Linked DNA regions of Homo sapiens: region 1 is linked to region 2. Evidence: read pairs that join two places in POLR2A ChIA-PET (ENCODE). Cell type or tissue: endothelial cell of umbilical vein. All regions are shown on one strand. Each heading gives the region's core, and the rest is flanking DNA. Links, peaks and the distances in the headings are about the cores only.

Region 1 (15,311 bases), core at 7,476-11,475, 120 kb before region 2:
AAAAAAAAGAATAGAATTAACTTCTTCCATGGCGATAAGGAGTGACATGTTAACCAAATATCGTACCCTTTAGAAGATGGCTTCAAATCTAAAAATACACTATTCCTACTCCTTTAAGCCTCAAAATACGTTATTCCTACTCCTTTTAAAAGATACCTTGTAGCTTTAAGATTGACCTTTGGGGCCGGGAGTCGTGGCTCATGCCGGTAATCCCAGCACTTTGAGAGGCTGAGGTAGGAGGATTGCCTGAGGTCAGGAGTTTCAGACCAGCCTGGCCAACATGGTGAAACCCTGTCTCCAATAAAAATACAAAAATTAGCCAGGCACGGTGGCACACGCCTATAATCCCAGCTACCCAAGAGGCTGAGGCAGTAGAATCGCTTGAACCCGGGAGGCGGAGGTTGCAGTGAGCCGAGATCGAACCACTGCACTCCAGCCTGGGGTGACAGAGCAAGACTTTGTCTCAAAAAAAAAAAAAAGATTGGCCTTTAGACTTTTCATTGGGTAATAGATATTTTGATGGTAGAAAATACTAGAATCTGGCAGAGCGCGATGGCTCATGCCTGTAATCCCAGCACTTTGGGAGGCCAAGGCGGGAGGATGACTTGAGGTCAGGAGTTGAAGACCAACCTGGCCAACAGGGAGAAACCCGTCTCTACTAAAAATACAAAAATTAGCCTTAGCCGGGCATGAAGGCCGGCACCTGTAATCCCAGCTACTTAGGAGGCTGAGGCAGAAGAACTCAGAAGGCGGAGGTTGCAGTGAGCCGAGATGGCACCACTGCACTCTAGCCTAGGCGACAGAAGTGAAACTCCATCTCAAAAAAAAAAAAAAGAGAAAGAAACTACTAGAATCTGATCCTTTGCATCAGTTTCTAAAAATCTAACTTGTTACAGTCATAGAGTCAAACGTTATGGGATGCTTTGGAAAAGAAGCAAACCATGTGGATATTAATAACACATCAAAATCTCTCAGACTGTCTTAATATTTTATGGTGTTTCTTTATAGTCTGTAATTTAAAACATCAATCAAATATTGCCACAAAAAGTAATATAATAGATAAGGGAGTAAGCAGTAAGTTGGGACATGGTAAGAGAAGTAAGTTGGAAGGACTTCCAGTAGCTATTTGGTCGCAAAAAATAAAAGTAAAGATGGGCAATTTGGTCAGAAGAGGTAAAGTGGGGGTAAACAAGGTTGAACAACTATCTTACAAGAAATAAAGTAGGGTGAAGGCACTATAAGAGAAAGGCAAGTGACATTAAGCAAGTGAGGAAAAACATGTAAAAGGCCGTGAAATGTAACAAACCGGCACTGATAACCACTCACAGGTCAGCCCACTCACCCCTCTCCGAGAGTGTCGCTGTGCTTAATCATTTGCTGCTTCGCTATTTGTACGTGTGTCATGTCCAATTCTTTGTTCATGGCACCAACAGCCTGGAGCTGCGCGGCACCATCTGGTAACAGAACTAGGAAGCTCTCCTCAGCTTTTGGTGTGGGTGACATACGCAGCCCTATGAGAGGCCCCTCCCCAGCATGCACCCCTAAACAAATGCGTACTCTACTGGGCCACTATGCAGGAGCTTCCTAAGATATACATCATTTCTGCTGGGCGTGGTGGCTCATGCCTGTAATCCTAGCACTTTGGGAGGCCGAGGCGGGCGGATCACCTGAGGTCAGGAGTTCGAGACCAGCCTGACCAACATGGAGAAACTCCGTCCTTACTAAAAATACAAAAATTAATCGGGTGTGGTGGCGCATGCCTGTAATCCCAGGTACTCAGGAGACTGAGGTAGGAGAATCGCTTGAACCTGGGAGGTGGAGGTTGCAGTGAGCTGAGATCACGCCATTGCACTCCAACCTGGGGGACAAGAGTGAAACACTGTCTCAAAAAAAAAAAAGATATACATCATTTCCTTTCACTCCTCTGTTTGAGACCAGAAAAAGTCAATTTACAGCCTGCCATAATACAGCCTTTGCTTACCTTTCAAGCCTAGTCTCTCACCACTTCCTTCCTTGCACCTACATTATGGCTGCTAGAATTTCTAGTTCCTAGCACTCTTCATCTGTCTGTGCCTTTGTCGGGGCTGCTCCCCTACTTGGAATGCCTTCCCCACTTCTTTCCAAGCAAATTCCTACCCATCCTTCCTAACTCAGTTCAGGAATCCATTTCTCCAGAATTTTTCCTCGTCTTCCCCAGACTGAGCTGCCCTTCCTCTGCAACCCCCTTACCTCCCTGGTTTTCCCTCTGTCGGATACTTTTTTTTTTTTTGAGACAGAGTCTTGCTCTGTCGCCCAGGCTAGAGTGCGGTGGCGTGATCTTGGCTCACTGCAACCTCCACCTCACGGGTTCAGGCAATTCTCCTACCTCAGCCTCCCAAGTAGCTAGAATTACAGGCATGCGTCACCATGCCCGGATAATTTTTGTATTTTTAGTAGAGACGGGGTTTCACCATGTTAGCCAGGCTGGTCTTGAACTCCTGACCTCAGGTGATCGCCCACCTTGGCCTCCCAAAGTGCTGGGATTACAGGTGTGAGCCACCGGGCCCAGCTGTCGGACCCTTTTATTTTTTTTTGAGATGGAGTCTCGCTCTGTCGCCCAGGCTGCAGTGCAGTGGCGCAATCCTGGCTCACTGCAAGCTCTGCCTCCCGGGTTCACGCCATTCTCCTGCCTCAGCCTCCCAAGTAGCTGGGACTACAGGCGCCCCCCACCACACCCGGCTAATTTTTTGTATTTTTAGTAGAGACGGGTTTCACCGTGTTAGCCAGGATGGTCTCGACCTCCTGACCTTGTGATCCACCCACCTCAGCCTCCCAAAGTGCTGGGATTACAGGCGTGAGCCACCGCGCCCAGCCAGACACTTTTATTATAGGATGTGTCATAATGGCCTGTCCTCCCCCAAATGGACTGCAATCTCCTTGATGACAGGGAGAGTGTCTGGAACCTAGTAGATGATGAAAAAGCATTAGTGCAATGGATGATTGTCTAGATGGATGAAGACAAACTACTGTATTGTCTGAATCAGATGATCACTGCCTTGAGGGTGCCATATTGTTTCTGAAATGCCACCCTCTAGGACTTCCCCATGGTAAAGCTAAGACAGATACAAACTGGCCACAGTCAAAACCAGATTCCTCTACCTCAGGGCAAGAACCAAGAAGTAATGGCTTCCAGCTAGAAAACAATTCCTCTCTCTGACCTATGGTTCAGTGGAAGTTTTGATAAGAGCCTTGAACAGCAATACACACTTTACCCATTTATTTCTAAAGGAATGTTTTCCATTGCGTTATTTGCTGTTGTTTTGTGCTCGCCATTCCCCACTATAAGCTATCTTCTTTGGCAACCTACTGGAAATTACCCTCACCCATCTACCAAATTTTGATGTGGGAACAGAAAAGGAAACACCATGATTAATAAAATAAATTTTGGCTTCAATGGTAATTTTTAGACACTGCAGAGTAAGCACCTTTTGCAGAGCAACAATTCAAATGATAGTGATAAATGCCAAGACCCCAGACCCCGTGCCCTCAAGTTCCAAAGTAAATTTCTAAAATGTGGCAATTGCTTCATAAATGATTCTAATATTTTCAGGATACCATGATAAAATAAAGCTTTATTTCAAAAATAAATGTTTTTTTTAGAAAATTGAAAAATTGTATCCCATAATTCACACTGTGTACCAGAATACATTCCAAATGGACCAGTGATATGAATGTACAAATAAACCCATAAGAGTCCTAGAAGGGGCCAGGCACAGTGGCTCATGCTTGTAATCCCAGCACTTTGGGAGGCCGAGGTGGGCAGATCATCTGAGGTCAGGGGTTCAAGGCCAGCCTGGCCCACATATAGTGAAACCCTGTCTCTACTAAAAAATACAAAAATTAGCTAGGCGTGGTGGCACATGCCTGTAGTCCCAGCTACTTGGGAAGCTGAGGCAGGAGAATCACTTGAACCTGGGAGGCAGAGGTTGCAATGAGCCAAGATCATGCCACTGCACTTCAGCCTGGGCAACAGAGCAAGACTCTGTCTCGCAAAAAAAAAAAAAAAAAAAAGTTCTAGAAGAAAATACAAAAGAAGAAAAGAAGTCCTTACAACCTTGAATGGCAGAGGCTGGTTTAACTAAAACTTAAAATCCAGAAGCCATAAAATTGATTGATAAATTGTACTTTATGAAAAAAAAGTTCTGTTTTGCCAAAAAAAAAAAAAAAAAAATTAGTCAAGAGAAAAACTACTAACTGGAAAAAATGTTTGCAACTCACATCACGGACAAAGAGCTAACTTCCCTAGTGTGTGAAGAACACTCATAAATTAAGAAGAAAAAGTTCGGGAGTCTGTCTAAGCTACTCTGGCTTGGGAGGCTGCCTGATTAAAAGAAAGAAAATAAAAGAGAAGAAGAAAAAGAAAAGACCAACAATCCAATAGAAAAATGGGCAAAGAATATGAACAGATAGTTTCCATAATGTAAGAAAAAGTATCTGAAATTGGAAATAGGCAAAAATGAGTACTGCATGCCTGTCCAGGGTTTACCTCACACTCTAAGGTTATTAACGTTTGTTTGACTTGCTATTTACAGTAGACTAGAATACTTTACAATCAGTAGGGGAGGGTAAACATTAACTTGTAGAAAGTCAGTAAGGATGCAAAGGATTCTTATTATCTGTGGCAGAGGGGTGGGTGGCAGAAACTGAGCAGTTGGGGACTTTTCTTTGTAAAGCTTTCTGTACTTTTGTTATTTAAATCATGTGACTGTATTACCCTTTCACTTTTTTCTTTTTTTTTTGAGATGGAGTCTTGCGCTGTTGCCCAGGCTGTTGTGCAGTGGCACTATCTCAGCTCACTGCAACCTCCACCTCCAGGGTTCAAGTGATTCTCCTGCCTCAGCCTCCTGAGTAGCTGGGACTACAGGCATGTGCCACCATGCCCAGCTAATTTTCGTATTTTTAGTAGAGATGGGGTTTCACCGTGTTGGCCAGACTGGTCTTGAACTCCTGACCTCGGGTGATCCACCCACCCACCTTGGTCTCCCAAACTGCTGGGATTACAGGCGGGAGCCACCGTGCCCGGCAGTATTACCTTTAAAATTTTAATTAAGAAATTGAATTTCTGTTCAGCTTTATGAAGTATTATATAATTGACATAAAATAAGCTGTGTTTAAAGTATACACTCAGAAAAGTGTTGACATGTGTATACTGATGAAACAACCTCCACAATCAAGGAAGCAGACACATCCACCACCCCCAAAAGGTTCCTATGCCCCTCGTCTCCCTTGCCCTCTGCACCCTCCCCACTGCAAAGATTGATCTGCTTTCTGATTAGTTTCCATGTTCTGGAATTTTGTAAAGATTCATACAGTATGTACCTTTTATTATTATTATCATTATCTTTGGTGTGTCTTTTTTCTTTTTCTTTTTTTTTTTTTTTTGAGACAGAGTCTCTCTCTGTTGCCCAGGCTGGAGCACAGTGGCACAATCTCGGCTCACTGCAACCTCCACCTCCCAGGTTCAAGCAATTCTCTGCCTCAGCCTCTGGAGTAGCTGGGATTACAGGCACCTGCCACCACGCCTGGCTAATTTTTTGTATTTTTAGTAGAGACAGGGTTTCACCGTGTTAGCCAGGATGGTCTCGATCTCCTGACCTCGTGATCCGCCCGCCTCGGCCTCCCAAAGTGCTGGGATTACAGGCGTGAGCCACCGCGCCTGGCCTTTTTTTTTTTTTTTTTTTTTTTTGAGACAGGGTCTTGCTCTGTGGCCCAGGCTGGAGTGCAGTGCCGCAATCTTGGCTTGCTGCAACCTCTGCCTCCTGGGTTCAAGCAACTCTCCTGCCTCAGCCTCCCGAGTAGCTGGGATCACAGGTGTGCACCACCATGCCCAGCTAATTTTTGTATTTTTAGTAGAGATGGGATGTCACCATGTTGGCCAGGCTGGTCTCAAACTCCTGACCATAAGCAATCCGCCCACCTCAACCTCCCAAACTGCTGAGATTACAGGCATGAACCACCGCACCCAGCCAACATCTTTTTTTTGAGACAGGGTCTCACTCTGTCTCCTAGGCTGGAGTGCAGTGGCACAATCATGGCTCACGGCAGCCTCAAACTCCTGAGCTCAAGCAATCCTCCCACCTCAGCCTCCCAAGTAGCTGGGACTACAGGTGTGCACCACCACGCACAGCTAATTTTTTACTTTTTGTAGAGACAGGGTCTTGCCCAGGCTGGAATCCAGCTTCTTGTCTCAGAAGATCCTCCAGCCTCAGCCTCCCAAAGTGCTGGGATTATAGGCATGAGCCACTATGCCTGGCCTGGCCTTTTTCAATATAGTAAATTGAATGGGTTTTTATTCGTTTGTGGGCCTCTCCTTTCTCCTCACTTCTTCCCCTTGACCTTGGTGGATTCCTTGATTGGGTTGAGGCAAAGGTTCCCACACGGCTTTGGCTTCTTGGTAACTGATCAAGAGACTGACTCCTACATAACCAAGGGACCCCAGGAGTTCCCACCAGGCTTAACAAACTCACCCAGGACCCTGTTTCTCCCATGGTGTTGTTCGCTTCTTCTCAGCCAAGCAGAATTGAAGGAGGACAGACACACAGTTATTCCTACCTGCAGTGCTCCTGCCTTCAAATACCGGGGAAGTAACGCAGATCCGAAACATAGCGACTCGTTAACTGCACAGAAAAAGCTGTCTGCTGGAATAAACTTCAGGAAGTGGTTTTTCTGAGCAACTGGAGGTGGAGTGGGGGGAGGAAGGCGGAGGCAGGTGGGCAACAGACATGTCGGAGGGCACAGCAGGCCAACCACCTATTTCATGACAATGGTGATTGGAAATGAGATTCACCGGCCGTTCCATTTCCCCCACCTGTAGCCTCAGATCTCATTAGTCTTGGAGAGTTGATGAGCCAGACTCAACAGCCCCCATCCACTGGGTTTGGGACACACCCCAGCCTGGGAGTGAACGTGCACTAATGCGTAAATCAGAAGCCTGGGTTCCCTGTCTGTTCTCTGCAGCTTAATAGCTTAAATGCTCTGAGGCTCATGTTCCTCACCTATATAATGGGAATAATGTGCCCATCTACCCATTGAATAGGCTTGTTAGGAAGATCAAACAAGAGCTAGCCTTTGAAAGCACATTTAACCAGCAGAGCACAGTAAGAACATAGTAACAACAAAAAAATATAAAAAATAGCTGCATACGGTGGTGCATGCCTGTGGTCCCAACTACTCGTGAAGCTGAGGTGGGAGCAACGCTTAAGCCCAGGAGTTTGAGGCTGCAGTGAGCCACGATCACACCACTGTACTCTAACCTGGGCAACAGGGCAAGACCTTGTCTCAAAAAGTAATAATAATTAATTAAAAAGTTTAAAAAAAACAATAGTTATGATTGAACAATAATAACAACAGTTGTTGATCTGGTTTGGCTGGGCCTGCCACATCTGAATCGCTGCTCTGGAGCTCAGCTGACTTAGTGAACCCAAGGGGCAGCGCTCAGTGCCTTTTCTTCCACACCCACCATATGCTGCCCTCACCACCCCAGTCTGGCCCCTCACAAAGTTGGGCAGCTGGGCAAAAGGGAGGCAGGCAGGGACATTGTGGAGGAGTCTGTGCTATTCCATCCCCTGCAGGAGGCCCCCTCCAGTTACAAGGGACATGGTTGTTTTGTTTTTGGGATTTTTTGGGGTTTTTTTTGAGACAGGTTCTTGTTCTGTTGCACATGCTGGAGTGCAGCGGTGTGATCACAGCTCACTGCAACCTCCGCCTCTCAGGTTCAAGCCATCCTCCCACCTCAGCCTCTCGAGTAGCTGGGACTGTAGGCATGCACCACCACATCCGGCTAATTTTGGTAATTTTTGTAGAGATGGGGTCTCGTCACATTGCCCAGGCTGGTCTTGAACTCCTGAGCTCAAGCGATTTGCACGCCTCGGCCTCCCAAAGTGCTGGGATTATAGGCATGAGCCACCGCACCTGGCTGACATGGTTGTATTATGACTCATAACCATAGGCATTTTTGCCTTTGTAGACCTCTTCCTCCACAAAAAAAAAAAAATTACATTTTGAAACTGTACTGGTATAAATAAGAAGATATTCATATTATATATTTAAAAATTTCTTTTACCTAGACAGTGGTTTTATTCTTCTGATGACTGTATCTTCTAAACCTAATGAAGAAGGGCCTGACAACAGATCAGGCACACAACAGCCCAAGGGGTTAAGGGACCTACTGTCTTCCACCCTGAGTGGCCTGGCCGCTGGCCTGGGAAGAGCACCACCATGTCCCAGGCACTGAAGCCAAAACAGGTGTTTGTGCATTCTGTTCTCAAAACCACAAAAGCACAAGCAACAAAATAACAAAAACAGATAAACTAGACTGTATTAAAATTAAAAATGTTTTTATTGCAAAGGATAGCATTAGGAAAGTGAAAGGTAATTCACAGAATGGGAGAAAATATTTGGAAATAATATATCTGATAAGGGTCTAGGATCTTGAATATATAAAGAACTGTTACAACTCAACAACAAAAACACAACCATTTTAAAGAATTGGCAAAGGGGCAGGGCGTGGTGGCTCACGCCTGTAATCCCAGCACTTGGGGAGCCTGAGGCAGGAGGATCACTCAAGGTCAGGAGTTCCAAGACCAGCCTGGCCAATATGGTGAAACCCCATCTCAGCTAAAAATGCAAAAAATTAGCCGGGCGGTGGCACATGCCTATAATCCCAGATACTCAGGAGCTCAGGAGGCTGAGGCAGGAGAATCGCTTGTTCCCAGGAGGCAGAGGTTGCAGTGAGCTGAGATCATGTCACTGCACTCCAGCCTGGGCAATAGAGTGAATGAGACTCCATCTTAAAAAAAAAAAAAAAAAAAAAGGATTTGAGCAGATTATTTCTCCTAAGAAGATAAAAAAAAAAAATGACCCCAAGCACATGAAAAGATGCTCAACATCATTAGTCATTAGGGAATTGCAAATCGAAACTACAATGAGATACCACTTCATACCCACTAGGATAACTATAACCAAAAAGACAGACAACAAATATTGATGAGGATGTAGAGAAACAGGAATGCCCATATGCTACTATGGCATTGTAAAATGATACAGCCACTTTGAAAACAGTTGGTGGTTCCCCAAAATTAAAAATAGAGTTACCATGTGATCCAGCAGCAATTCAACCCTTGGGGATATAGTCAAGAGAGCTGAAAACACGTCCACACAAAAACATGCACACAAATGTTTATAGGGCTGGGCACGGTGGCTCACGCCTGTAATCCTAGCACTTTGGGAGGCCGAGGCGGGTGGATCATGAGGTGAGGAGATCGAGGTCATCCTGGCTAACACGGTGAAATCCTGTCTCTACTAAAAATACAAAAAAATTAGCCAGGCGTGGTGGTGGGCACCTGTAGTCCCAGCTACTCGGGAGGCTGAGGCAGAAGAATGGTGTGAACCCGGGAGGCAGAGCTTGCAGTAAGCCGAGATCGCGCCACTGCACTCCAGCCTGGGGCAACAGAGCAAGACTCCGTCTCAAAAAAAAAAAAAATCACAAATGTTTATAGAAGCAGTATTCACAATAGCCAAAATATAGAAACAACACAAATGTTCATCAACTGATGAATGAGCAAACAAAATGTGTTATAGCCATATAATGGAATATTATTTGGCAATAAAAAGAATAAAGTACTGGGCAGGGCATGGTGGCTCACACCGGTAATCCCAGCACTTTGGGAGCCCGAGGCTGGAGAATCGCTTAAAGCCAGGAGTTTGAGACTAGCCTGGGCAACATAGCCAGACCCTGGCTCTACCAAAAAAAAAAAATTTTTTTTTTCACCTCCCACCAACTTCTCTCAAAAAATTTTTAAAAATTAGCCTGGTGTGGTGGTGTGCCCCGGTAGTCCCAGCTACTCTGGAGGCTGAGATGGGAGGCTTGTTTGAGCTCAGGACTTTGAGGCTACAGTGAGCTAGGATTGCACCGCTGCACTCTGGCCCAGGTCATAGCATGAGACTCTGTCTCTAAACAACAACAACAAAAGGAACGAAATACTGATACATGCTACACTATAGATGAACTTTAAAAACATGCTAAGTGGAAGAAGCTACACATGAAAGGCCACATATTATATAATTCCATTTCTATGCAATGTCCGGAATACGCAAATCCATGGAGATGGAAAGTAGTTTGGTTGGCTAGGGCTGGGGGATTAGGCAAGATAGCTAAAGAATACAGGTTTCTTTTTGGGATAATGAAAATGTTCTAAAATTGATTGGGGTGATGGTTGCACAACTCTGAATATATGAAACACCATTGAATTGCACGCTTTAAATAGGTAAATGGTATGGCATGTGAACTATATCTCAATGAATCTGTTATTTTAAAAATTTTAGAGGGTATGTTTTCATTTCCTGTGGCTACAGTGACAAATACCCACACACTTCCTGGCTTAAAACAACAGAAACTTATTCTTTCCCCATTCTGGATCTAGAATAAGTATGAATGGACCAAAATCAAGCTGCCAGCAGGGCTACACTCCCTGCAGAGGCTCTGCGGGAGGAGAATCTGTTCCTGGCCTCTTACAGGAGCAGATTGGTGGCTGCTGGCATTCCTTGGTCTGTGGGTGCATCACTCCAGTCTTCAAGGCCAGCATCTTCAAATCTCTGCTCAATCTTCACATCACCTCTCTTCTGTGTGTCTAATCTCCCTTATTTATTATTTATTTATTTATTTGAGATGGGGTCTCACCCTGTTTCCAAGGCTGGAGTGCAGTGGTTCAATCACGACTCACTGCAGCCTTGACCACCAGTGATTCTCTCACCTCAGCCTCCTGAGTAGCTGGGACCACAGGCACACACCACCATGCCTAGATAATTTTTTAATTATTTGTAAAGATGAGGTCTCGCTATGTTTCCCAGGTTGGCCTTGAACTTTTGAGCTCAAGGGATTCTCCTGCCTGGGCCTCTCAAAGTGCTGGGATTATAGGCATAAACCAATGTGCCCCGCCTCCCTCTGCCTCTCTGGTAAAGTCACTTGTGATTGCATTTGGAGCCCATCCAGATAATCTCCCCAACTCAAAACTGTTAACTTAATCACATCTGCAAATCCCATTCTCCCACATGTTACAAACTGAATGTTTGCATCCCCGCGACAATTCACATGTTGGAACCAACTCCCCAGTGTGATAGTACTTGCAGGTGGAGCCTTTGGAGGTGGTTATGTCATGAGGGTGGAGGCCTCATGAATGGGACTGGTGCCCTTATGAAAGGGACCATAAGAAAATCCCTAGGCCCGGTGCGGTGGCTCACGCCTGTAATCCCAGCACTTTGGGTGGCCAAGGTGGGCAGATCGACGTGAGGCCACGAGTTTGAGACCAGCCTGGACAACGTAGCAAAATCCTATCTCTACTAAAAATACAAAAATTAGCTGGCATGGTGGCGCGCCTGTAGCCTCAGTTACTTGGGAGGCTGAGGCACGAGAATCACTTGAACCCAGGAGGCAAAGGTTGTGGTCAGCCGAGACCGCGCCACTGCACTCCAGCCCGGGTGACAGGGCAAGACTCCTTCTCAAAACAGAAAAAAAAAAAAAAAAGGCAAGAAAAGAATTCCCTAGTCCTTTCCATCATGTGAGGACACAGCAGAGAGACAGCCATCTATAAATGAGGAAGTAGGCCTCACCAGACACTGGAGCTGCTGGAGCTTTGATGCTGGACTTCCCAAACTCCAGAACTGTGAGAAATACATTTTTGTTGTTTCTTTTTTTTTTTTTTTTTTGAGATGGAGTCTCATTCTTGTTGCCCAGGCTGGAGTGCAATGGCACAATTTCAGCTCATTGAAACCTCCGCCTCCCGGGTTCAAGCGATTCTCCTGCCTCAGCCAGCTGAGTAACTGGGATTACAGGCATGAGCCACCATGCCTGGCTAATTTTGTGTTTTTAGTAGAGATGGGGTTTCTCTGTGTTGGTCAAGCTGATCTTGAACTCCCAACCTCAGGTGATCCACCTGCCTCAGCCTCCCAAAGTGCTGGGATTACAGGCGTGAGCCACCGCGCCCGGCCCATTTTTGTTGTTTCTAAGGCACCCAGTCCAAACAAACTAAGACACCATATAGGGCAACATTCACAGGTTCCAGGGGTCAGGGCCTGATATCCTTGGGGGTCATCAGCAGCCTACCACAGGGGTATCATGACCCATATTACAGATGGGGAGCTGAGGGCCAGGAGGTGAAACATCAACCAAGTTCCCAGCACCACATCTGCCTGCCTGTGTCTGCCTGGCTTGCTACAAGGCTTCTGTGACTGACCTTTTACAGCACCTTTCTGGGCAGAAGGCTCAGACCCAGTCCCTGACCTGACACACATGAGTCATGAGACCAGAGCCAGCTTCATAGATGTGTGACCCGTGCCGTCACAGGGGCCCTGTGCTCAGAAGCTGCCATGCTTGGTTTGATGCCTTGCTGTCGCCACCTTGAAATTCCTGATAATTTTGAATTTTCATTTGCACTAGACCCACAAATTATGTAACTGGTCCTACATGTGACACTGAGCAAGAAAAGGGAGAGTTGAGATGAGGTGGGTAGAAGCTGCCCTGCCCACGGCCTCACCTCAGACCTGAAAAGTACCTGACACCCCGATCCTGCACAGCCTAAATAATTGCATTGTTTTATATGAAAGAAGAACTAGACTTTTTTCCACTTTCGGTGGAAATTATAGGGAGGTATATTTCAGCCAGAACTGTGCAACACAGCAGGTAAGGAAAGTTTTGCAAATGTTTTAAAAGGCCAGATGAGACTGGGCATGGTGGCTCATGTCTGTAATCCCAGCACTTTGGGAGGCCACAGCAGGCGGATCACCTGAGGCCAGGGGTTTGAGACTAGCCTGGGCAACATGGCGAAACCCTGTCTCTATTAAAAAAATACAAAAAGGTCAGGCGCAGTGGCTCATGCCTGTAATCCCAGCACTTTGGGAGGCTGAAGCAGGTGGATCACTTGAGGTCAGGAGTTTGAGACCAACTTGGCCAACATGGTGAAACCCCGTCTATACTAAAAATACAAAAATTAGCCAGGCGTGGTGGCATGCGCCTGTAGTTTCAGCTACTCAGAGGGCTGAGGCAAGAGAATCGAGTAAACCTGGGAGGCGGAAGTTGCAGCGAGCCGAGATTGCACCACCACACTCCAGCCTGGGCCACAGAGCGAGACTCTGTCAAAAAAAGAAAAAAGAAAAAGCCAGCTGAGAGAGAGGGAGGTGATTCCTAAAGCTGCGGAGTCTCCTCTGGGCCCACCTGAGGCAAACCCAGCCTCCACCAAGAGGCAAGTTTTGTGTCAGTTCCCAAGAACTCCAGAAGCCATGTGGGCCACTCCTTCTTCTTTTAGGGGGAGAATGTAGCTGTCAAATATCTCTTCATCTTATTAATAAAGCTAACAAGGAGCCAAGTATTTGTCAAAACCAATGCCAGGGGTCAGAGCAGTGTCCCGCTGATTGCCACAGCTGAAGACAAAGGAAAAGGAAGGAAGACTGTCATCGTCAATGTGGTTGCCATTGCAAAGGTGGCTAGGTGGCCTCTGTCACTGTGGGCTGGGAATCATAGCTCTAGTCTGATGCTAAAAAGGACCATGCAACTGTTCATGGAGCGCACAAATGACTGCCCAGACAACATAAAAAAACAGCATCTGGCCGGGCACGGTGGCTCACACCTGTAATCCCAACACTTTGGGAGGCTGAGGTGGCCGGATCACTTGAGATCAGGAGTTCGAGACCAGCCTGACCAACATGGTGAAACCCCATGTCTACTAAAAATACAAAAATTAGCCGTGCGTGGTGGCACAAGCCTGTAGTCGCAGCTATTCAAGAGGCTGAATCACTTGAACCCAGGAGGCGGAGGTTGCAGTGAGCCAAGATTGCACCACTGCACTCCAGCCTGGGTGACGGAGGGAGACTCCGTCTCAAAAAAAAAAAGGTGTCTGTGTTCCCACTGTGGAAACCTAAGCAGATTGGCTGGACAAACTTTAGAATGACAGGGACCCCAAAAACAGAAAGAAAAGCAAAATGCAGCCTAGTCTATCCCCAGGGGCGGTGGGGTCGTCTGGGGACAACAGAAGGATGAAGGCCCAGGATGAGGCAGAAAGGAGCTGATCTGGGGGTGAGGGAAACAGGGAGAGACTGACTGGTTGACTTTGGGAGGGGTGTCAGGGACGCTGGGGCCACTACCATGACTCTGAGGGAGACACAAGTTTTTCATGGGTTTTTCTCTGTGCAGAGTGGTGTAAGTCTGCTCTCACATCTCCCTTCCAGCAACCTTCAAGCAACCTCTAGTAGAGATTTGAAGTGGGATTTCTTTCTTTTCTTTTTTCTTTTTTTTTTTTTTTTTGAGATAGGGTCTGGATCTGTCACCCAGGTTGGAGTGCAGTGGCACAATCTTGGCTCACTGCAACCTCCACCTCCTGGGTTTAGGCGATTCTCGTGCCTCAGCCTCCCGAGTAGCTGGGATTACAGGCATACACCACCATGCCCAGCTAATTTTTTGTATTTTTAGTAGAGATGGGGTTTTGCCATGTTGGCCAGGCTGGTCTCGAACTCCTGACCTCAAGTGATCCACCCACCTTGGCCTCCCAAAAAAGTGCTGGGATTACAGGCCTGAGCCACTGCCCCCGGCCTTAGAGTGGGGTTTCTGTTCTCATTTGACTGTGTCATGGTTCTGAGACGAATCCTCAGGTGAGAAAGCAACGGGCCTGGCTTCCTTGGGCTCCTCAGCCATGGCCCTCCCAGAGCCCACCATGCCTGGAGGACCCAGCATGGGCCACAGACATGCACCTTCATTCTCACAAGTTCATCCGAGAGGAGGAGGAAGGAAAAGCCAAGGAAACCCAAAAGGCAGGTTAGAGAAAGAAGTCACTCTGTGTCCGCAAAGAGCTCCCCTCCCCTGGCCCTGTGCCCTTCACTCTCTATAGGTCAAGGTTTTGCTGGACTGTTTCCAGTGTTTGAGCCTGAATCCACCACGCCGGGGCTCCCTGATGCACTAATCCGGTGTTCAAAGAAGGGAAGGGCTGTGTGGCCCTGAACCTGTGCCTACACAGCAGAAAGAATTCCAACCTTTCCTTATCAGACATAAAGTGGATCTACAAAGGGTCACATTAGAGAGTTTTCCTTTTTAAATGGCTCTACAAATGTTCTGAGGTAGGCGGCGGAACTCAACTCCAAAGGTAGGGCTTGGACACTGGACCAAATTGAAGACTAGCTAAACAGGGACTGAGAGAAAGCAGCTTTCCATAAGACACGCCCACCAGTGTGCCGTGTCAGTTTACCGTTACCATGACAACACCGGAAGTTACCACCCCTTTCCATGGCAA
Region 2 (15,311 bases), core at 4,023-8,022:
ATTTTTTGTAAAGACAAGAGTTTCGCCATTTGCCCAGGCTGGTCTGGAACTCCTGGGCTCAGCTGATCCACCTGGCTCCACTCGTGAAATTGCTGGGATTACAGGCCTGGACCACTGTGCCTGGCCTTCGGGGAACCTGCCCCGATAGTCACGTAGGTTCTTTTCTATTTTATCTAAGCATCGGCAGGTTTGAGAAATAAAGGGACAGAGTACAAAAGAGAGAAATTTTAAAGCTGGGCGTCTGGGGGAGACATCACATGTCTGTAGGTTCCGTGATGCCCCACAAGCTGCAAAAACCAGCAAGTTTTTATTAGGGATTTTCAAAAGGGGAGGGAGTATACGAATAGGTTGTGGGTCACAGACATCAAGTACTTCACAAGGTAATAGAATATCACAAGGCAAATGGAGGCAGGGCGAGATCACAGGACCACCTGACTGGGGTGAAATTAAAATTGCTAATGAAGTTTTGGGCACCATTGTCATTGATAACATCTTATCAGGAGACAGGGTTTTGAGAGCAACCTGTCTGACCAAAATTTATTAGGCGGGAATTTCTTCTTCCTAATAAGCCTGGGAGCGATATGGGAGACTGAGGTCTATTTCAGCCCTACAGTCTACAGACCATAAAAGATGGCCACGCCCGGGGGACCGTCTGTAGACCTGCCCCCAGGCGTGTATTCTCTTTCCCAGGGATGTTCCTTGCTGAGAAAAAGAATTCAGCGATATTTCTCCCATTTGCTTTTGAAAGAAAAGAAATATGGCTCTGTTCCGCCCGGCTCACCAACGGACAGAGTTTAAGGTTATCTGTCTTATTCCCTGAACAATTGCTGTTATCCTGTTCTTTTTTTCAAGGTGCCCAGATTTCATATTGTTCAAACACACATGCTCTACAATTTTGTGCAGTTAACGCAATTATCACGTGGTCCTGAGGCTACATACATCCTCCTCGGTTTACAAGATGACAGGATTAAGAGATTAAAGTGAAGACAGGCCTAGGAAATCACAAGGGTATTGATTGGGGAAGTGATAAGTGTCCATGAAATCTTTACAATTCATGTTCAGAGATTGCAGTAAAGACAGGCATAAGAAGTTATAAAAGTATTAATTTGGGGAACTAATAAATGTCCATGAAATCTTCACAATCCACGTTCTTCTGCCATGGCTTCAGCCGGTCCCTCTGTTTGGGGTCCCTGACTTCTCGCAACACCTGGCCGTATTGTTTTATTTTAAAGCATACTAATGCTACTTGTTTGTGATAGCTAAAAATTAGAAACACCTAAATGTCCATTAGTAGGGATTGGTTAGATAAATCATGATAGCTGCATACAGTGGACTGCTCTGTGGCTGTAAAAGATGACTGAATATGCTCTTTGTGCACAATGTTCCGTGTTGGGAACAATCTCTAGCATATGTGATGCGAGAAAAATGTAGTACAATTATAATGGTAATGTGCAGAGTAGTATGCTAGTGTTTGTAAAAACAAAGGTGTGCAGAAGTATTTGCAGTTGTTTGCAATCGGAAGAACTCTCTAGAAGCATATACAAGAAACTCGTAATACTGATTGCTTCCAACAAAGGGAACCTCAGGGTTGCAGGACAAAGGGACAAGAACTTTCAGTGTATACTTTTTGCACTTGCTGAATTTTGAACCATGTTATCTATTCAGAAGTTTTTTTCTGTAATTAAATCTCCAAAATAAAGTATACTATACTGTATTCTAAAACTAAGCATACCAAATATATTTATAAATCACTGTATTATGTGTATTTCATTTATGTTTAGAAATGAATGATTATTCCAGTAAGTTATTTCAAGCTTATGAATAGAGGGAATATTGACAATGTGAAACTATAATCACAAAAAGAGGATTTATACTGTTGATTTATTCTTTGATAGTTGTAAAAGGAGATAAATGTTAATCAGGATAAGTCCTGATTTACATCTCTTAATTTGATACTGACAAGAACAAATTTTTGCGAAGAGAATAAAATACTCTTCTGTCTTAAGTTTTTTAATGCAGTTCTAGGTGAGTGAATGGGTAAATCAGTTCGGAGATAATTTGAGGGCTACTCCCATAGTTTCCCTCTTTTTTTTGCAATTTGTAATTGCTTTATCACCCAAGTAGGACAAGTTCTGGTATTTGTGCTTGTTAAACATACTATAGCAGGGTTATAAACATACATGTTTGTAAAACTCTTTAATGCAGAGCTGTCTTTGACAGATTACACCCACCCTATGAAAAATTGTAAAACAGTTTCTCCTGCAGCATGAAGCACTGCATTCTGGCTGGCAGTCTTAGTTGCTAGGTTGTCAGTATACTCCCCATCCTAGAAACTGAAAAGTTTTGAGGATGCTCTTGGGATATACTTAGGTATTTTTAAGCCGGAAAAACACGTCCAAAACCAAGATTTCTGGTTCATTGTTTTAAACGAAAAAACTCAAACGTTGTCGTTACTAGTAGTAGTATAAAACGTCAAATTTCTGGTTTAGGTTTGTTTTGCATCATGGCTGAGGTTACGAATGGCTAGATTCTCCCAAATGTCAAATTTCTACACTGCTTTTCCCATATTGGTGTGAACTCATGAGAATGCCAGGCATGATCTCCCAAAGGACAATCAGAGTGTCACAAGGGTTAAGTACTATCTATACCTGAGGTTGATTTGGAGTCCATTTCAGGTGACATTAAATATGTCAAGTTTCCATGCTTTTTGCCAACCCATTTCTATTCAACATTTCAACCTAATCATTTATATTAAAAATCTGTTACGGAGTAGGTACTGTGCTAGGGACTGTGCTATGATCTATGAGTGTAAGTTATGAATATGAAGTGGATATGGTAAGAGATGTAGCTGGAGACGCTGAAGATGGAGTGAGATTTAAAAAGGTTTTATATGCAGGGCTTATATTTCAGAAAGGGAGCCAGGGAAAGGATTTTAATCAGAAAAATGGTATGATCTATACAAAATGAGGAGTTAACAAATATGGGGGGTTATGGTGGAGAATTCAGGAATTTCTGATGAAAGTATCCCAACAAGTTTATTGTTTTTTTTTGTTGTTTTGATGTTACTCTGCTGCTATAATCTTCTGAACAAACCACCATTTAGAATAGGATACCACAATCTGAAAGTGTTCTCTCCTGCCACTTTTTCCCACCAATCTGGTAAAGTTCTGTTTAGCTGCAATATATTTTGGTATAAATCTTACTAGACATGTTTTCTTAAGTCCAATTATTTTGCTTCTCCAAAAAAGGAAGGAATATGCCAGTGAATTATTAGACGCCATATTTAAAGCTTCCCCCTTTTTTTCTTCAAATATAATCAGGCAGCAGGAAATTGTTGTTCTTAATATTTATAATTGTTTCACCTGTATTCTTTTTTTTATTTAATCTCCAAGGAGCTGTAAGTTGGTATGTATCGCCTGTATTCTTAAATAGCATTTTCACAATGTTATATCCAAGTTTCAAGATTATGAAGCTTTCAGATTTCATGGTTAAATTTTTTAATAGCTCTATATTCTGTCTCCAGGAGAAAATATAGTGAAAGGAGATAAAGAATCTATTAAGAATCTCCTGGAAATATTTGATGGTTTGTTGGAGTATCTTACAGAACGCATCAGTGAAACATCTCATGAGAAAAGTAAGTTTAAGAATGGAAATTTGGTTTGGTTTACCTTTTATGATGTGTCCCTTTTGCCTTTTATCTTTTTGTGTATTTTTCTTCATAGGAAGCAGATTCACTAATACAGTATACCTGATAACCGTAGTTGTAAATTTCAAATTCTTATTGTTCCAGCTGGTTGGAAACTGTCTTAGACTGTCATCATGTTCTTTATCAACTTGGATGTTGCTCATAAATTACTTCAAAACTAATTTATACTAGAAAGATAAATTTCTGGCTAAATTATTTATTGTCCTATGATTGCATAAAATTTCTTTCTCCAAAATTTCGTGTGTCAGAACTGCTATTTATGGTAAATATTTGGATGTTACTGAGGCATCAACAGGAAGAATTGGTGCATTTGTGTCTTTAGCCTGCACTTACATTTGTGACAGCCTAAATATTTCAGATATTTGTCATTGCAAAAAGTGAAAGAACTTAACTGTCTTAATAATTTGAGATTAAGTAAATAATGCTGTTGGTCACGAATGGAATAATATATTACCTGTTCTTATGTTGAAAAGTTATCAAAAATAAACTTTCAGCAGCAACCACAATTTACATAAATTCGAATACAAATTAAGACAAAAAATTGGGGTAGGCTCATCCTCCATTCTCACTTTGTTTATAGTGAGACCTGTGATAGTCACATTTGAAATTAATCTTAAAGTCTTTAGTTAGAGATAGTTTCCTACCTTTAATCATTGTTACTAAACTGTTTAAAAACTGGGAGGGAAAATTGAAAAGTCTGCCACACTGGACATTTCTTTGTTTCAAAAATTGAGTGTTTTATAGGCGTCTGGGTACTCTGGGAGGATTCCAAGCTGCTTGTCATGTTGATACTCTCAAACCTGTACTTGAGTCAGGGAGACAGCCATAACTACATACAATAAAAGCATAAAGGGGGAATTAGAACTAGGGGAGAGTATTGACAGGTGGGACTCACCTAATTCAAGGCTACCAGTAGGTATTTGTATGCTGTGTACCTTTCTAGTCTTTTTAGTAACAGGGTTAAGAGGTAGAAAACAACCTCTAAGTAAAGAGATTGAGATTAATTTGAAATGTAAAGAGAGCAGCAGTTTTTTACAGTTTAGTGCTTGCTCGCAGGAAGGGGAGGGATGGTAGTGCCTGGCTAATGATATGGCAGTGGGGATGAAGAGAGGAGGAGGCAACTGAGAGATACTTTTATGTGAGTCTGGTGGTGGTGAAAGACTGAAGGATATTCCCAGGGGAGATCGGCAGTATGTGGTGAGCTACTGGGGAAGTTGCTCAGATAGGCTTCCCTATATGACAGTACCTTAGCTGGACAGCATTTTCTTACAGTCTGCTTCTCATCTTTGCAGGTCTAATATATACTTACCTGGCAATATTTCCTAGAGCTGATCAGGTTCTTCAAAATGCCAGTTAACAGTAATGGGAAACAAATCTTTATTATCACTAATCATATCAGCTGTGCAGGGCAGCTTCAACCTGGGACCTGAGCTAGCATTATCATTTACCACTGAAGAAGGAGGGGTTCGAAGGAAGACCATGGGTTCAGTGCTGGGTTCTTCCTCTCACTATATGATGGCAGCTCTCTAAGCCTGTTTTCTCATCTGAAATTCTTTCATGGTTGTTGTGAAAGTTAAGTAAGTAGATGTGTGTAAACAGTTGGGCACACAGCCTAGCTCAGAGTAAATGCATAATAAATGTTAATTGATGTTATTGAAATGTTGCTTGGTGAATATGGAAGTAGAAAAAAATGAAGGTGGGTGTTTGAATGGTGAATCTCTAGACATGGGCATGAGAATATCCAAAGGGGTAAATCTGAATCATGGGAGGTTTCACCTACATGTATTTTGAAATTATTTCCCTAGTGAGTTATAGCTACTGGTGAAAGTATGTATTCTTCAAGTATGGTGGGGTGGAAAAAGACTGATGGTCTTAAGAAAAATTTCATCCAAGCCCTGATACAGCCTGACTCAGCCTAAGGCATGATTATCTTGGAGCTTGCATTATGTTGACACAATCACGTTTTCTGTCACCTTGATATACCTCAGACATCCTTTACAGATGGAGAGGTATAAAAATATTGAATGGACCTGCCACTGACTTAAAAAATAAAACATTGCTCATACAACTGTAGACCCTGTTTTTAAAGCAATATTCTTGTTTCTTTGTTACTCGAATAATACATGCTCATTACAGGTGATTTGGTTCTTTCTGATTGCACTTTCACTAGAACCCTGTTTACCATGGCAAGTTAGGGGTGCCTCACTGTCCTTACCTTTCCCTGCCTCTTACATAGAAAAAGTAGTATTCACTTAGGGGTTTTTTGGTATTGTTTTTATCTGTTCTGAACAGGTGAAACTGAACAGTATTTTAAAGAATCTGATCGAGGAGAACGTTTGGAAGAGCCAGAAAGTACTAAAGAATCTAAATCATCATGGAAAAGAGTTTCTTTTGGGAGGTAGCACTTAGTGTCTCTGAATTTGATGAAAACAAGTTACGCTTTTTGGACTAAGAATTAAAATCACACGTAATATACCAAGATGGCACCAAAAAAAGCTAATGTGAAACTTCTACTAACTTCTCATATTTTAAACTTTCCTGAGGGAGTTTTAAGAACCTTGAGTTACATATAATACCTAAATCTCAGTATCAACTATCTACTCATTTTTATATTTTTCTTTTTTTTTCTTTTTTGAGACGGAGTCTCATTCTGTTGCCCAGGCTGGAGTGTGGTGGCATGATCTCGACTCACTGCAAACTCTGCTTCCCAGGTTCAAGGGATTCTCCTGCCTCAGCCTCCTGAGTAGCTGGGATTACAGGCACGCGCCACCATGCCCGGCTAATTTTTATATTTTTAGTAGAGATGGGGTTTCACCATGTTGGTCAGGCTGGCCTCGAACTCCTGATCTCAGGTGATCCACCTGCCTTGTCCTCCCAAAGTGCTGGGATTACAGGCATGAGCCACCGCGCCTGGTCCCTGTTTTTCTCTTAATCATCAAAGTACGTCATCATCTTTGCAAAAAACTTGCAAAATAGAAAAAGCAGGAAAAAAAATCTATTCCGAACTAAATAACTGCTGTTAACATTTTGTTAAATTTTTTAGTCCTTTTTACTATTTTTTTCTTTTTTGGATTTAGTCATATGTCTATATAATTTCGTTGCCTGCCCCTCACCCCTGCTTTTTTAATAAAGAGACAGGGTCTTGCTCTGACACTCATGGTGGAGTACAGTGGCGTGATCAGAGTTCACTGTAGCCTTGAACTCCTGAGCTTAAGCCCAAGTAGCTGGGACCACAGGTGTGCGCCACCACACCTGGCTAATTTTTTTTTTTTTTTTTTTTTTTAACAGAGATGGCATCTTGCTATATTGACCAGGCTGGTCTTGAATTCCTGGCCTCAAGCGATCCTCCTGCTGCAGCCTCCCAGAGTGCTGGGATTATAGGCATGACCCACCTCACCAGGCTCGTTTCCTGCATTTTTAAACTTAACATTAAGTGTTCTCAAGTTGTTTAATTTTTTTTTTGAGACACAGTCTTGCTGTGTCACACAGGCTGGAGTGTGCAGTGGCACAATCTCAGCTTACTGCAACCTCTGCCTCCCGGTTTCGAGTGATTCTTGTGCCTCAGCCTCCTGAGTAGCTGGGACTACAGGTGCACGCCGCCACGGCTGGCTAATTTTTGTATCTTTAGTAAAGGTGAGTTTTCACCGTGTTGGCAAGGCTGGTCTTGAACTCCTGACCTCAAGTGATCCGCCTGCCTCAGCCTCCCAAAGTGGTGGGATTACAGGCGTGAGCCCCTGCGCCCAGCCTCAAGTTGTTAAATTCTTTATAATAATTTGTAATCACTGTATAACATCATTCATGTGGATGCTTCATAAATTACTAAGCCATTCCTCTAAAGTAGAGAGTTTTTTTAAATATTATCAAAAACGTGATACTTAATGTTTATTCTTTTTTTCCTCATATCTTGAGGCTAGATTCAGAGTAAGACAGTGTAAATGTTTTAAGGCTAATAATAAAAGTTGCCAGACTGTTTTCCAAAAAGGCCATGACTGTACATTTACCAACAGTATAGCAATGCTGGGTTACAGGACCTTCATGAGCCAGTATCATTGATCATTTTCACAGTTTTTAAACTTGTGCTTCTTTCATAGACAAAAATGTATTGTCATGACAGGTTTGATTGCACTTCTTGCTAACTAGAGGTTGAGCATAATGCTATGTCTTCATGGTTCGAAGAGCACAGGCAATGCCTTCTTTTTTAGGTATAGTACATTGTAAAAAATGTGTCTCAGAGGAGACCATCATAAGATGAAATTTTTTTTTTTTTGAGACAGAGTTTTGCTCTTGTTGCCCAGGCTGGAGTGCAGTGGTGCAATCTCGGCTCACTGCAACCTCTGCCTCCCAGGTTCAAGCAGTTCTCCCGCCTCAGCCTCCAAAGTAGCTGGGATTACAGGCGCCTGCCACCACGTCCAGCTAATTTTTTGTATTTTTAGTAGAGATGGGGTTTCACTATGTTGGCCAGGCTGGTCGCAAACCCTGACCTCAGGCAATCCACCTATGTCTGCCTCCCAAAGTGCTAGGATTACAGGTGTGAGCTACCATGCCCGGCCTGATGAACTTCTTTCCATAAGAATTTTAAAGTAACAAAATAAGCGCAAAAGTGAAACAATTGAAGGATATTTAATGCAAAGTTAGCATCCCACCCCCTTCACTCCCACACCCTAGAGTCACCAGTATTTGCTGTTCTCCTATACATTTAATCGTTGACACTTTATATACAGCTATTTCTACCATTCATATATCAGTGAAAACAAAACATAAGCAGCAAGACATGCTAAGCAGCAAAAGGGAGAGTCTTTTCCTTTTTCTGCACCCAGCAGCTCTCCAGGTCCTCAGGGGAAGGGCCCTCTGGTCAGGCTGGGCCCTGAGTGAAGGAGGGAACTTTTCCAGGTGCTCCTTGTCTTCTGAGATGTTGGGCCCCTCTTGGGATGGAGATGAAGCAGAATCCACTGGTGAAATCATTAGACTTGGAGACACAGCACACACCTTTTCTCTAAGAAGTAATGGTGAGTAGTTAAACCTGAAGTATCAGTTATTATTCAACATACAACTATAAAAATGTAAATGGTATGTAGGAGTGTTTAAAATTGAGAAGAATAGAGTGCTAACTGGACATGGGATTTGAAATTCCAGAATATCCCACTACCCATTAAATATGAACACTTATCTGAAGTCGCAGGCATATGGGCAGATAAGTCCAAGGCAAATAAGTGTATGCAAGGTTATTAGGTAATTTGCGGTTCCTTATAACCTGGGAAGAGAATTATGGATGCAGCTTATAGTCTGGTCACGCTTTCAGGGTATTCTTTAATTGTAGTTTCCTGAACTGGTGGTTGACTCACTTTTTTCATTGTTTGAACCAATAAGTTCGTATATGCAGTAGCAATTTTTCTTCTAGGCTTCAGGCCAGATTTCCAACAGCCTATTGCTTGCACATAGTAGACCCGGATATCTTTCAAGCCCCAATTTTGAGCCTCCAACCTTGCCCTCCTCCAATCATCCTACTCCATCCTGTCCACCGTGGCTTCATAAATTACTAAACCAGTATATGGACCACAAGTCTTGGAATGTTCTCCCTTACTTTTGGTTCCTGGCAAACTCACCCTCCAGTAGACCAAAAAGCTATGCTTGCCATTGGGATAGGCACAGAAACGGAAGGACCAGAGTCAAGTGTGGATACTACAAAAATGTTTCTTGAAGTAGGAGAATCAGATGGATTGATTGGGAATGGAAGGGATGGTGATTGCAGAAACGGGTTCTGTGATGTCAAGTGCTATGTAAAAAAGATGTTACTGTAAAATGAATTACTTATTTTAACATTATAAGTAGAGAGGGGAATTGTGTTTAAGAGTAATGCAATTAAGGCAAAGGAAAAAAGATTCAGAGAGATGCCTGGCCAAGGTGTTTGGGTTTGATGTGATAAAAGGGCTTATGGCAGCTTCCTTTCATATTGAGATTTAAAGTGTCAGATAACTGTCATATACATTCACAGGCATCTAATTTAAGCTTCAATATATGGACCATAGTCTTTTTTTTTTTTTTTTTTTGACACTAGGTCTTGCTCTGTCACCCAGGGTGGAGTGCGGTGGCGCAATCTCGGCTCACTGCAACCTCTGCCTCAGCCTCTCAAGCGGCTGGGATTACAAGTATGTGCCACATGCCCAGCTGATTTTTGTATTTTTAGTAGAGATGGGGTTTCGCCATATTGGCTAAGCTGGTCTTGAACTAATAACCTCAAGTGATCTGCCTGCCTTGGCCTCCCAAAGTACTGAGATTACAGGTATGAGCCACTGCGCTTGGCCTGGACCATGAGTCCATGTTTCTGGTACTAGCTAAGACCCTAACTCTGGTGTCTATTCATACCAAGACATGTCCATAAAACAGCCAGCATTTCCGTAACTCTGGCATCTATTTTTCTAAAGCTAAATAATGAAACATTGTATGAAACTTTGCTTTTAAATTGTATAAATGATTCTGGATTACAAAATGGCATCTTACTTTCTGATAGCAATTAAAAATAATTGATATTATGGCCCGTCACAGTGGCTCACGCCTGTAATCCCAGTACTTTGGGAGGCTGAGGTGGGCGGATCACCTGAGGTAGGAGTTCGAGACCAGCCTGGCCAACATAGTGAAACCCTGTCACAATACAAAAAATTAGCCAGGCATGGTGGCGGGTGCCTGTAGTCCCAGCTACTCTGGAGGCTGAGGCAGGAGAATTGCTTGAACCTGGAAGGTGGAGGTTGCAGTGCAGCGAGATCACGCCATTGCACTGCAGCCTGGCGACAAGAGGGAAATGCTGTCTGAAAAAGAAAAATAATAATTGGTATTTTGAGCAGTTGGACCAACATTATTTCGTTCAACATTATTTAATATTTGTTTCCTGAGTACAAAACTCTTGGCTTTTAGTATAATGTTCAGCAAACTATTTTGATAGTTAAAAATTTTACCTTTAATATTTTCTTTCCTAGGTGCTCAATGTCCTAATGAAATGCTGTCTAAAAAAGCCTTAGCCTCACCAAGTTCTAAATCACATGAAGATATGTTGTACCCTCCTAGTGTTTTGTCCAAGAGTAGGACATCCTTTGTTGAAGACAGTGAGTTGTAATGGATGTTAGTTCTTTACTGCTGATGATCATTCTTGGGGCAATTGTTGTTGCCATTAGCCTTTTTACTTTTATTGCTGTATATGAGATCCTTTTTGGTCTTACATGATCTTACTTGTAAATGTTTGCTATTAATTATGGTATCTGAATTCTGCTTAACATGGTCTTTGGTTGCATATTTTTGCATCCACTATTTTATTATCTAAATTCTCACCACTTACCTTTTTTTTTTAATGGGACAGAGTCTCTGACACATTAGTACATCTATTGGTGGTCTTCATATTATTGGTAAATAACAAAGTATAGTAACTGGAAAAACATTCTTTTTTTATTGTTTCGAGACAGAGTCTAGCTCTGTTGCCCAGGCTGGAGTGCAGTGGCATGATCTCGGCTCACTGCAACCTCCGCCTCCTGGGTTCAAGCGATTCTCCTGCCTCAGCCTCCCAAGTAGCTGGGATTATAGGCGCTTGCTACCACGCCCAGCTAACTTATTTTTAGTAGAGATGGGGTTTCACCATGTTGGCCAGGCTGGTCTCGAACTCATGACCTCGTGATCCGCCTGCCTCAGCCTCCCAAATTGCTGAGATTACAAGCGTGAGCTCCCGCACCCGGCCTGGAAAAATCATTCTTGTTTCTTATTATCATCTCTGGAATTTTCATATGGTAGTAATACATAAAAATATTACTGCCTAACTGGTTTTGTAACGTGGACGAACCATAATTCACATAACATAACATTCTTCAAGCCATTTAAGTTGCTTCCAGTTTTTAAAGTAACTTTCAGGGAACAGTTTTATGATAATAACATTAAAATTACATCCGGGGCCAGTCATGGTAGTTCACACTTGTAATCCCAGCACTTTGGGAGGCCGAGGCAGGAGGATCACTTGAGCCCAGGAGTTGGAGACCAGCCTGGGCAACATAGCGAGACCTCATCTCTACTTTTTTTAAAAATTAAAAAAAAAAAATTACATCCTAATTTAATTAGATCCCTGTGTGCTGAGGCTATATCCCTGGTTTAATTATTTTTTTATGTGCTTTGTCTTAAGTTTAAAAAATATTTCTAATGTATGTGAACATGTTTATATAGGTATGTATGTATGTATATAAAATGGTTTATTTCTTAGAATTGCATCGTAATATCCACTTTAATTTGTCTTACTAGCGGAAACCCTTTCTGTGAGTGGGATTCCAAATGCTAGGAAGCTAGGGGAGCCTATCCGAGCAGCTATTCCTTTACATCCACCCTACCACCCTTCAGAGCCTCGAGCACCCTGCCCCATAGGAAAAGAATACTTGCATTCAAGTCACTGCTCCCCAGCCGTAAATTCTACTGGAGAGCATACGGAATTTTCTGGGGTAAGTGGAAAAGCTTACTTTCAGTTGGCTAGAAGTACACTTGTATGTATGTCTGTGTGTGTGTTGGTAATTGATTAGAAGGCCGTGTGTGTGTATGTGTATTGGTGAAGTCTTTATTCTTTGTCAAGGAAGCCCCTATATTTAAAGAAGTCTGCTAGAATTGTCAAGCATATTGCACTAGTCAAAGCATCGTACTCCTTAAAATTTGCCTCTGTATACACCTGCACATTCTTGTTCTAGGAAGATAGGAGAAAAACGAATGCATATAAAGGGAAATAATAAGAGCCAACACATAGTGAATGTTTATGTTGTGCCAGGCGCAGTTCTGGATACTTTAGGGGTATTGAATAATTTACTGCCCATAACAACTCTGGAGTAGCTACTATATTTATTTATTGTTGGGAAGCTGATGTAGAGAGGGCAAGGTTACACAGCAATTACAGAGTCAGGATTTGAACTTGGACATTCTGGCTTCAGAGTCCATATTGTGTCCGTAATTTAATAATTTCAAATTTAGAAAACACAGAGTGGAAAAGAAAATAACCATCCATGCATATTCCCATTATCCACCATGAACCACTGTTAACATATTGATCTATTTGGTTCAATTGCAGTGAGCCAAGATCACGCCACTGCGCTCCAGCCTGGGTGACAGAGTAAGACTTCATCTCAAAAAAAAAAAAGAAAAAACCTTTTTTATATAGTCATCCTGTCCTTATCTTTCTAAAAAGAACAGGACTGGGTTCGGTGGCTCACACCCATAATCCCAGCACTTTGGGAGGCTCATGTGAGTGCCAGAGTTTGAGACCACCCTGGGAAACATAGTGAGACCTTGTCTCTGCTAAAAATAGAAAATTAGCCTGGAGTGGTGGTGCATGCCTGTGATCTTAGCTACTTAGTAGGCTGAGGCAGGAGGATCACTTGAGCCCAGGAGCTTCAGTGAGCTGTGACCACACCACTGCATTCCAGCCTGGGCAGCAGAGCAAGACCCTGTCTCAAAAAGAAAAAAATAAAATAAGAAAAACAACAGGCAGGTATGTACACAGGGTAGATATATAAACAGTGATACATTTTCATTATTTAAACATTCAAGCAATGCATTAAAAGTACAGAGATGAAATAAGCATTATTAACAATAGGTGACCACATTCTCAACATTCTGTGCATCTAAACAGGAGAGGGATTAGATAAAAAGAGGTGTTAAAATGGAGTCATAAGATAATGTTTACTTTTGGGGGAATCATAGTGGGGGTTTTAGAGATATTTCTGAGTTGGTAATACTCTGTTTCTTGACCTGGGTGGCAGTTAAAGGGGAGTGTTTATTTTCAAATAATTCATTGAGCTAGAAATACTTTATTTTAAAAGTTTTATTAAAATATGATTATATTTTAGTTGCTATTTAGTAAAAGGTTGTTTGTTTTATTTTTTTTTGAGACAGAGTGTCGCTGTGTCGCCCAGGCTGGAGTGTAGTGGTGCAGTCTGCACCCACTGCAACCTCCACCTCCCAGGCAAGTGATTCTCCTGCCTCAGCCTCCCAAGTAGCTGGGACTACAGGCACACGTGCCACCACACCTGGCTGATTTTTTTTAAAAATATTTTTAGTAGAGACGGGGTTTTGCCATGTTGGCCAGGCTGGTCTCAAACTCCTGGCCTCACCTGCCTGCCTCTGCTTCCCAGATTGCTGAGATTATAGGCATGAATCACCATACCCAGCCTACTAAAGGGTATTTAATTTTACTTTAATAGAAAAAGATAATGAAGTGAAATTAAAGATATCATTAAACATTAAATAAATGGCCGGGTGCGGTGGCTCACACCTGTAATCCCAGCACTTTGAGAGGCTGAGGTGGGTGGATCACGAGGTCAGGAGTTCAAGACCAGCCTGGCCAAGATGGTGAAACCCTGTCTCTACTGAAAATACAAAAATTAGCCAGGCGCGGTGGCAGGTGCCTGTAATCCCAGCTACTCTGGAGGCTGAGTCAGGAGAATTGCTTGAACCCAGGAGGTGGAGGTTGCAGTGACCCAAGACTGCACCACTGCACTCCAGCCTGGGTGACAGTAAGACCCCATCTCAAAAAACAAAAAAACAAACAAACATTAAATGTTTCTTCATCACAAGAAGTATTTTCTAAAAGATTATCTCTAAGACCAAGAAATAAATTTAGCCGGACACGGTAGCTCATGCCTGTAATCCCAGCACTTTGAGAGGCTGAGGCGGGTGGATCACTCGAGGTCAGGAGTTCGAGACCAGCCTGGCCAACATGCGAAACACCGTCTTTACTAAAAATACACAAAAAAATTAGCCAGGTGTTGTGGCATATACCTGTAATCCCAGCTACTAGGGAGGCTGAGGCAGGAGAATCGCTTGAACCTGGGAGGCGGATCAAGCCATTGCACTCCAGCCTAGGCAACAGAGGAAAACTGTCTCAAAAAAAAAAGGAAATTTAAAATGTTAAGGGTTTATATTCATATTTTGAGAGGTGTTGTCTTTGTTTTAACTGTTTCAATTTTGGACAGCCTTTATTGACATTGATACAAAAGATAGCCACTTGAATACTTTGTACTAGTGATAATTTTTTTGTTGCTCAGGTATAGTGGTAATCCCTGAAATTTCATATTTAGAGAACACCTGGCCTGTGTTTTTATTTGAATGGCATCCTGAGCCACATTTGTTCTCTGAGCACAAGTTTCTAGACATTGCTCCAGTCCTTTGGTGCACTGGGTGTCAATAGGGTCTTTTGACAAATGCACTTCAAAACACGGAGATTGAAGGCACGTAGCTTTGTGCCACAGTTCCTCCCTTCCTCACTCCCAGAAAGTTCATGTTTCTTATTTGTAGCTTTTTCAAATCAACTTTTTTTCTGTTTTTAATAGGATCTAGATGATGGACTTTTCTTAATTTCCAAGTTGCCTAAAGGCAGCAAATGGGAAGTATATCCAGCTCAGGTCCAAGGGCCTAGGACAAGGAAGCCTCCCAAAGGAAAAAGGTAACATTACTGCAGACTTCAGTGTTTACAGTCTGTTTACAAAGGAATTTGAAAATGCAGGGGCATGATCTCCAAATTTAGCTGTGAAGACCAGAATGAAGTATTTGTTAAAGTACGTATTACAGTTATTTTAAACTAAATAATAGACACCTA

What was found. Peaks named below come from ENCODE experiments on the same cell type or tissue, not always from the same donor. Only the 100,000 strongest peaks of a DNase experiment are listed, where the experiment ranks them.
Region 1: POLR2A ChIA-PET joins it to region 2 with 5 read pairs; 19 of 35 experiments call an interaction of 5 or more read pairs at or near these places.

What each region holds. Positions count from the first base shown.
Region 1 is chr17:64,391,723-64,407,033 of GRCh38, forward strand. No RefSeq gene overlaps it. Among named protein-coding and RNA genes, the nearest start is that of PECAM1, 8.5 kb to the left of the region's middle. RefSeq lists enhancers at 12,946-13,055, 13,166-13,245. In endothelial cell of umbilical vein, for the core only: no CTCF peak of the experiment used is centred there; no DNase peak of the experiment used is centred there; H3K27ac peaks cover 2,595 bases.
Region 2 is chr17:64,510,725-64,526,035 of GRCh38, forward strand. It overlaps CEP95 (centrosomal protein 95), which reads left to right. Exons shown (of 20, transcript NM_138363.3): 4 at 3,524-3,634; 5 at 5,999-6,104; 6 at 8,597-8,712; 7 at 10,678-10,803; 8 at 11,978-12,171; 9 at 15,046-15,158. Among named protein-coding and RNA genes, the nearest start is that of CEP95, 11 kb to the left of the region's middle. In endothelial cell of umbilical vein, for the core only: no CTCF peak of the experiment used is centred there; no DNase peak of the experiment used is centred there.